Regions from separate parts of the Homo sapiens genome. Here region 2 is linked to region 1. Evidence: read pairs that join two places in POLR2A ChIA-PET (ENCODE). Cell type or tissue: PC-9. All regions are shown on one strand. Links, peaks and the distances in the headings refer to the core of each region. The heading gives the core; the rest is flanking DNA.

The links. Peaks named below come from ENCODE experiments on the same cell type or tissue, not always from the same donor. Only the 100,000 strongest peaks of a DNase experiment are listed, where the experiment ranks them.
Region 2: POLR2A ChIA-PET joins it to region 1 with 5 read pairs; 10 of 35 experiments call an interaction of 5 or more read pairs at or near these places.

Annotation. Positions count from the first base shown.
Region 1 is chr12:52,893,620-52,897,995 of GRCh38, reverse strand. It overlaps KRT8 (keratin 8), which reads left to right. Exons shown (of 8, transcript NM_002273.4): 8 at 378-805. The coding sequence ends at 568. Among named protein-coding and RNA genes, the nearest start is that of MIR9898, 3.2 kb to the left of the region's middle. RefSeq lists silencers at 2,597-2,891, 3,806-3,984. In PC-9, for the core only: no CTCF peak of the experiment used is centred there; DNase peaks (open chromatin) are centred at 1,335, 2,395 and 2,725; H3K27ac peaks cover 3,066 bases.
Region 2 is chr12:52,145,951-52,150,326 of GRCh38, reverse strand. No RefSeq gene overlaps it. Among named protein-coding and RNA genes, the nearest start is that of SMIM41-AS1, 30 kb to the right of the region's middle. RefSeq lists enhancers at 1-608, 2,668-2,962. In PC-9, for the core only: no CTCF peak of the experiment used is centred there; DNase peaks (open chromatin) are centred at 1,616, 2,086 and 2,766; H3K4me3 peaks cover 2,335 bases; H3K27ac peaks cover 4,000 bases.

The DNA of each region.
Region 1 (4,376 bases), core at 302-4,301:
GACGGGGTTTCACTGTGTTGGGCAGGCTGGTCTCGAACTCCTGACCTTGTGATCAGTGCTGGGATTACAGGCATGAGACACTGGGCCTGGCTGTAATTTATTTTTTATATGACACCTGTAAACGTCTTCAGTTGAGGAAGCTGAGGTGCAGCTAAATGTCCAAGGTCACACAGCTATATATATGGCAGCTGTTTTCCACCCTGCTCCTGGTTTTCCCTGACAGTTCTGGAGTAGTGAACCATGCAATCACTGATCAGGCAGAGCTGGGTTAACCTCCCATCCCTGGGGCTATGTTGGGAATGAGCAGGGAGAAGGGGCATGGAGCCTGCCATGGGGTGGGCTTCTGTACTCATGTGGCTACCTCTGTCCCTCACCAGGTGGTCTGAGCTCGGCCTATGGGGGCCTCACAAGCCCCGGCCTCAGCTACAGCCTGGGCTCCAGCTTTGGCTCTGGCGCGGGCTCCAGCTCCTTCAGCCGCACCAGCTCCTCCAGGGCCGTGGTTGTGAAGAAGATCGAGACACGTGATGGGAAGCTGGTGTCTGAGTCCTCTGACGTCCTGCCCAAGTGAACAGCTGCGGCAGCCCCTCCCAGCCTACCCCTCCTGCGCTGCCCCAGAGCCTGGGAAGGAGGCCGCTATGCAGGGTAGCACTGGGAACAGGAGACCCACCTGAGGCTCAGCCCTAGCCCTCAGCCCACCTGGGGAGTTTACTACCTGGGGACCCCCCTTGCCCATGCCTCCAGCTACAAAACAATTCAATTGCTTTTTTTTTTTGGTCCAAAATAAAACCTCAGCTAGCTCTGCCAATGTCCTTGCTTGTGTGTGCATCTGATGTCCACTGGGGTGGGAGGGAGGTGGTCAGGAGGCCTCTTCTTGGGACTGAGAAGCTGGGAGGGGTCCAGGAAGCAGGGGGTGCACAGCGGGAAAGTCTGACCCCCTCAGCTGTTCCTAAAGAGGCTCCTTTATTGAAACCTGGTTGAAACCTTGCTTGTTGCCATAGATATCTACACCTGTATAATAGTCATTGACCTGTGCACAGTGCTTTCTGGTTTACAGTGTGCTTTCAAATCCCAAGGTTCATGTGATCTGTGCAGCAAGGCTCAAGAGGCAGGCAGAGCAAGTTTTTGAGGGCATTATCAGCAGAGAGCTTAGTGTGCTTCCCCTACACCTTGGCATCAGGACTATCTGCATATAAGGAAAGCCAGGCTCAGAGAAGCCAAGTAGTTGGCTCATCTAGAAACTAGCAGATTTGGCATTGGAACCCAGAGCTGTCCAGCTCTCAGGCTTGTACTCCTCCTTGGCCAGGCACATGGCCTTTCCTTGTGGCCAGACATGTCTTTTTATCACCTTCAATCTTTGCAGTCAGGGACTAAGGCATCCTGGCTTTTCCATCCCCTCAGAGGTTCAGAGTCTATTCTCAGCCATTGGGTGTGTCATACCCACAATTTCTAGAAGCTAGAAATTGTGGGACTTGGCCCTTCCCCACTCCACTCAGTCACAGCCACCACCCCCTTCCTATCCTTTTTACAAGCTGTGTGTATGATATAAAGGGCGTGTGTGCATTCTGTGTTTGCATGTGGAGGGTGTACTGTGTGTGCATGGGTGTGCACAGTGTGTGAAGGGGTCTGCCTGACTCTTGAGACAACCTCCAAGGTTCAGGGCAGGAGGGGTTAGGACACAGCTGGGTGGGGCAGTGCATCCCCACAGTCCTGCTCCACTGCCACAAGCACAGAGTTCCAGGCAGCCACCCTGTCCATTCAGCATTGGGCTAAGTGCACAAGCCCTTAGCACGACTGAGATGGGGGCATTTCCAGACTTTCTGAAACACCAATGGAGATTAGACAGAGACAGGCAGAGGGTACTGTGAGTGGGGACAGGCTGGTGCAGGAAGCTCCTGTCAGGCTCTGCTGTGCGGTCTCTCTCCAGGGCTCCTGTCTCTGGGTCCTCAGCTTCCCAGCCCCTGGGCTCCCCTCTGAGGGCCCCATCTCTGCACCTCCCTAACTACCACACAGTGCCTCCCTAGCTACCCACATCGATGGAGCTGGGCTTCCAGACTGAGCCCAGGAACCCCCCACTGCCAACCCCTCCCACTCAGCCCCAGGGCCAGGCCCAGGGATTTGCACACTGTCACCTTAGAGGATCTCACTCTTTGGTAGTACTCATTAACAGCACCATTATCCAGAGCAGGGGATCTATTTTGGCAGTGGTCCACAGTAAGAAATTCATTTTATCACCACCTGCAAATATGTATATATACATATATATAACTGAAACAAAAATTTCATGAAACAATACCAACCTTCTGCCTTCTGCTCACATGTAGCCTGGCCCTCAGCAAGAATCAGGTGGGTGGTGTAAGAGCCCAGCGCAGTCACAGCACCCAGTGAGAAGGATCTCTTACCATGGGTGCCCTAAGTCAATATTTTCAATTGTGCCCCTCCCAATCCTCCCTGAAGCCAGTCACCTGTCTTATCTGGCCCTGTTCCCAGAAGCAGGCATGCTGGGGGCAGCCGGGGGCCCCACCAGATAGTCTCCTGGGAGTTTCCACGCCCTGGGTGTTTGCTCAGGGAAAGGCAGGATGGCTCCAGGGAGAATTCCCTTTCCCTCCCTCCCTGCTTGCTCCTTCCAGGTTCTGGTGCATCTACCATGGGATCAAGGTCACCCAGCATTAAGGGGACACCATCCCTCCCATTTATCTTTCAGAAACTACACAGACAGAAGAGCTGGAAATCCAATGGTCATTTAGATGAGGAAACTTAGGAAGGACAGGAGCTGACATTTCTTAAATATCCATTTCACCTGCTTGTGTGTCATCTCATTTCAAGTCTCCAACGATCCTGTGAGGCAGGACTTAAAACCCCATTCATGGAGGTAGAATCAGTCTAAGCTTATGTAAGTGGTGTCCTGACTCTTGACAATACTAGATTTTTTTTTCTTTTTTCTTTTTCTTTCTTTCTTTCTTTCTTTCTTTCTTTCTTTCTTTCTTTCTTTCTTTCTTTCTTTCTTTCTTTCTTTCTTTCCTTTCTTTTTTTCTTTTCTTTTCTTTTCTTTTTTTTTTTTTGAGACAGAGTCTTGCTCTGTCACCCAGGCTGGAGTGCAGTGGTGCAGTCTCGGCTCACTGCAACCTCTGCCTCCCGGGTTCAAGCGATTCTCCTGCCTCAGCCTCCTGAGGAGCTGGGACTACAGGCACCCGTCACCACGCCCGGCTAATTTTTTGTATTTTTAGTAGAGACGGGGTTTCACTGTGTTAGCCCGGATGGTCTCCATCTCCTGACCTCCCAAAGTGCTGGAATTACAGGCGTGAGCCACTAAGCCTAGCTTTTTTTTTTTTTTTGAGTGATGGAGTTTCTCTCTTCTTACCCAGGCTGTAGTGCAGTAGCGCGATCTCGGCTCACTGCAACCTCCACCTCCCAGGTTCAAGAGTTTCTCCTCCCTCAGACTCCGAAGTAGCTGGGATTACAGGTGCCCACCACCACGTCCAGCTAATTTTTTGTATTTTTAGTAGAGACAGGGTTTCGCCATGTTGGGTAGGCTGGTCTCGAACTCCTGACCTCAGATGATCCGCCCACCTCGGCCTCCCAAAATGTTGGGATTACAGGCGTGAACCACTGTGCCCAGCCTTTTTTTAGAGACAGAGTCTCATTCTGTCACCCAGGATGGAGTGCAGTGACACAATCTCGGCTCACTACAACTTTTGCCTCTTGGGTTCAAATGATTCTCCTGCCTCAGCCTCCCAAGTAGCTGGGATTACAGGTGCCCACCACCACGCCCAGCTAATTTTTGTATTTTTAGTAGGGACGAGTTTTCACCATGTTGGCCAGGCTGGTCTTGAACTCCTGGCCTCAAGGAATCCGCCCATGTCGACCTCCCAAAGTGCTGGGATTACAGGCATGAGCCACTGTGCCTGGCCAGTAATACTAGATTTTTAACGCATATAAATGAAAACATTTTTTTTTTTTTGAGACAGAGTTTTGCTCTGTCATTCAGGTTGGAGTGCAATGGCTTGATCTCAGCTCACTGCAACCTCCACCTCCCGGGTTCAAGAGATTCTCCTGCCTCAGCCTTCCAAGTAGCTGGGATTACAGGCGTGCACCCCCATACCTGGCTAATTTTTGTATTTTTAGTAGAGACAGGGTTTTGCCATGTTGGCCAGGCTGGTCTTGAACTCCCGACCTCAAGTGATCCATCTGCCTCAGCCTCTCAAAGTGCTGGGATTACAGGTGTGAGCCACTGCACCCAGCCAACAATTTTTTTTGAATAGGTAACAAATACATTTTATATATAATTCTTTTTTTTTTTTTTTTTTGAGACGGAGTCTTCGCTCTGTCACCCAGGCTGGAGTGCAGTGACATGATCTCGGCTCACTGCCAGCTCCAGC
Region 2 (4,376 bases), core at 287-4,286, 750 kb after region 1:
AGGGCCCCTGTGGCTCTGACCTCCAACTTACTGTGGCCTGAGCACTGGGCAGTCTGCTCCCTCCAGAGGACAGGGCAAGAAGAGAAGGGGCTTGAAACACAGCAGGAGAGACTGGAGCCAGGCAACAGGGAGAACTTCCTGCTAGGACTTCCTGGATTCCAAACTGGCATGATACTGGGGGATTCCCTGAGCCCCAGGGCTTTCAGGAGGGGGTGCAGCCACAGGAACTTGGAATTGAAGGGCCCTTTGTGCACTTGGCCAGGGGAGCGCAAAAAGCCTCTGAGGGCCACTCCATGCAGGGGAGGCTGGGAACGGGAGAGGGCAGCTGTGCATGGCGGCCATGGTCAAGTGTCTTGCCTTGTTTTCTTCGCACAGCAGAAGTTGCCTTGTCAGTCCTCCTGCAAAACCTCTGTGCAATTGCTATGCTAGGAATGGGAAAGCCAGAAGGCTCCACGGGACAGAGGCAGAGGGAAGGAAGGCCCACAGCAGGGATCCTCCATGAGGTGGAGGCTTGGAACCTGCCCCAACCCTGTGTCCCCTGGCTGGGCCAGAAAGACATGGAATAGGGAGAGCAGGCAGCCTCTGGCCAGGACAGGGGGCAGGAGGAGGGGGCAGGATCCTGGGCTCTAGGCCAATCTGGACTCCACAGTGGGAGGCTGGTCTAGACATTATCCAAGGACGCCCCCAGCTCCAATCTTTCCAGGACCGACAGAGACAAGACAGGCTCCCTTCCTTTACTGTCCTTTCCAGGGCAGAGAGCACCAGCCATGCTGTGAAGCCTCATTTGCCAAAGTGTCCTGTAGATAAGAGTCAAACCGGATAATGCTTAAAAGACACTTTGGAAATGTGGAGTCAGGACTTTTATCTCCAAAGCCAAGTTCCAACGGGCAACAGAAGATGCAAAACACATTGTACCTAAGGCCTGGCCTGGGGGCTTTGGGGACGGTCGGCTTCTAGTTGACAGCTGGAAATGGAGGCATTTCTGGCAGAGAAACAGGTCTAAGGAGGCAGCGCCAGCTTCCTCAGGTCCTGTCTCTACAAGGCCCCATTGCTGTAACTAGCCAAGCCAAGCAGGCTGCCCTGCCTGGAAAACTGACTGACCTGCCCTGGACCCCTGCTTCCCTGGAACAGAGATGGGGAGCCCCATAGGCAAGCTCTGGGTTTGGAGCAAGGGGGCTGAGACTACGCCCTTGGAGACGGGTGCACCCTGGGCCCGTGTTTGTAAGTGGAGGGACACCCAATGGGGTTAAGAAGCCTCAGGAGAATTCAAGGCCCCTTGCACACCCGCTGATTGTATAGAAGAGAAAGTTCAGGCTTAGGAAGGAGGGGTCACCTGGCCAAGGTCACACAGCCCCCAAGCTGACACTCGTGAGGCTGCCTCTTCTGCCTCCCAGGTGGGAGGGCCAGGCTTCCCCATGCCAGGTGCCCCCACCCAAGTCTGGGGCAGGACGGCCGGAGCTCCATGGGGTGAGGGGGTGTGGGGTTGCTGGGCTCGGGCCAGGACTGAGATGCCACAGAAGCTGGTGTTCTGCCAGGGCGGGGCAGGCAGGCCTGGGGGCAGAGGCGGGCCTGGCCTCTCCCCACCTGGCAGAAGGCATTTCTTACCTAATAAGGTGCTTTATTCTCTGCCTCAAACAGCTTCTGACAAAGCAGGGTGGTGCAGGGGGTGGGGCCAGCTCCTGGGGCCACACCCCGCCCGCTCACCCCACTGCACCAGGCTAGGCCTTTCTGGGGGCAGCAGGGTCTGTAGCAGACCCTGGTCTACCTGAGAAAAGCAGGCGAGCTCCAGCTGGCCTCCGAGAACCCAAGCCTGGCCTAGGATGCAGGGCCCCTGTGTGCCCATCCTCACCCTTGTGGGAGGGGGCTGTCCACATGCAGTTCAGGGCCCAGGTTCCCCGAACCTGCACTGCTTTCCCCCAACACCCGGTATAAGCCAAGCTGCCTCTCCTGCCCCATCCCACACACACAGATATGCACACACTTCCTGCGCTGTCCCTGGGGGCAGTGAGGCCTGGATCCCCCAAGTAGGGAGGTCCCCCAGGACCTCCCACTGTTAGCCCAGAGAAAGCAGGTCAGGGCCGCTCCAGGGAGTCCAGCAGAGCCCTGTGTCTTCATCCTCAGAGGCAGTGGAGGGGCCTGGGCGCCAGGCCCCATGCCTGGGAGGGACAGTGACACAACTCCCCATGGGAAGATCTGGCCCCAGGCCCTGTGGGCCCCTGCCTGACTGAGCGAGGGGTGGTGTCGAGGGGGTCCTAGTGGTGAGCTGGACTGAAGTGGAGGAAGGGCCGGGACCAGGCCACACAGAGCACCTGAGGAGGAGCGTCCCAGTGGGACACATGCTAGTCGGGTGACTCTGGACAACTATTAGCAACCCCGGTGTCCGCATCTGTAAAGTGGGAACAATGCACCTTCCTCTCAGAACTGTTTCAAGGATCCAGTGGGTGCACAGTTTGGACAGATGGCACATGGTCACCTGCATATGCCCTTTATCAGGCAGCGGGGGAAGGCTCTGTGTGCCCCTCAGGGTCTCCAGCTGTGCCTGCAGGTCCCCCTCCAGGCCCTAACCAGGGAGTAACCACGAAGAGAAGGAAGGCCTTCTCAGCAAACAGCTGAGTTTGCTCCAGGAGCACAGGGCCCTTAGTCACCAAGGAGCTTCTTGGGAATGTCTCACAGCACCACCGAGGGAAAGGCACCAGTGACGGCACCCACACCAGGGGGGCCCTCCGCTCTCAGGGCGCCGTGTCCTGAGCTCCAGTGTGTGGATCTCTGTGAGTGTGGCGGTGTATGGCTCTGGTGTCCCGCCAGCAGCTCGGCCACACCCGGGTGACTCAGGGCTGCAGCACGCACCCTACCCGGCCAGTGGGAGAACAAAGCCGCCAGCTCAGGGCCTGGGCATCCAGCCTGAGTCACATACAGGCACACCCAGCCCAGCCAGGAGCCCCCACCCCTCCGGACCCACCCCAGCCCAGGGCTCAGGAGCTCCCCCAATCCCTGCCACAGTGAGGAAACCGAAGTAGCCCCTCACACTGACTGGACTTGCCCAGGTGCGACCGGCTGAGATGAGGAGCTGGGCCCAAGGAAGCCTGGAGGTCTCGCTGAGACCAGGAGCAGAAGCCCACAACCAGGCCCCCGACTCCAGCTCAGTGCAGTAGCAGGGGACAGGCCCTGGCACAGGGAGCATCAGGCCTGAGGCCCAGGAGCCCAGCTTCCCCATGGGGCTGGACTCAGAGGGAAACCAAGGCAGAAGGAGAGGACCTCAGTGAGAGCCATGGGCCTGGCTCAGTCTGGGTTGAGGACACACTGTGGACACAGCCCTGACTCCCTGCCCCTCCGTCACTCTCAAATGTGGAGGAATCATGACAAGGTGAGACGGCCAGGCCTTCAGGTGACCGCTCTGCTTAAGACAATGAGGAGCAGCCCAGCCTCCCCGCCTAGACCTGGGAGTGAGGTTTGTGAGGAAAGGGGCCAGGGCTTGCTCTGCTAAGTGCGCCAACACCACCAGCGGCTCAAAGAAGGTGCTAAGGTTCCCAGACAAGGACCCAGAGTGAGGCCGAGGCAGGAGGGCAGGCAGCAGGCAGGGGTGGGGACCCTGGATTCCCCGGCAGGGGGGAACCCCAAACCCCAGGCCCTTTCCAGTGTGAAATGGGGGCCCCTGCTTCAGCTGATACTCCATCCCTGGAGAGTCTGGGGCTCCACTGCAGGATGCCACCTCCTGGAGCCCTGGTCCAAACCCAAAGGGTGGTGGGGTCTGGCCACCAGCTGGGTCTCCAACCAAGGCCATAGCTGAGAGCAACCCTGCAAAAAGGGAGAAAAAGCCCATCAGGGACACCACAGGGCAGAACGAGCAGATCCTCGGACACTCTCAGCAGGCCCCACGCACCTGATCCTACCCCAGAAGCCCTCGCCCTGACCCAGCCTCACCCAACCCCGAGCTGTGCCCGGTGCTAACTGCAAATGGCCCTCACCCTCAGCCCTGAATCCATCCCTTCATCTGACATGGTACTAATCCCAACCCTAACCCCAAATTTGAACTGTGCCCCAAACTCTACTTGCTTCTCTGTGCTCAAGCCCTACTCCATCCTCACAACCCAGCCCTAAACCAATCCCATCCTAAACCCCAGCTCTGACCCTCACCCCTCTCAGATCATCTGTGTGCCCAAAATTCCATTGTCAGCCCAACCACTGCTCCAAAACCTAACCAGCCCTCCAAGCCTTGCCTTCCCAGGCCCTTTCTAATCCTCCTCCCTATTCTATAGCCCAGGAGCACCGCACACCTCTATCGTCTCCAGTAACCCTCCGCTAAGCCCCCCAGCATCCACACTGCCCACAAACCCCACTTGTGCTCAGACTGCCCACACTGCGCCCACACTGGCCCC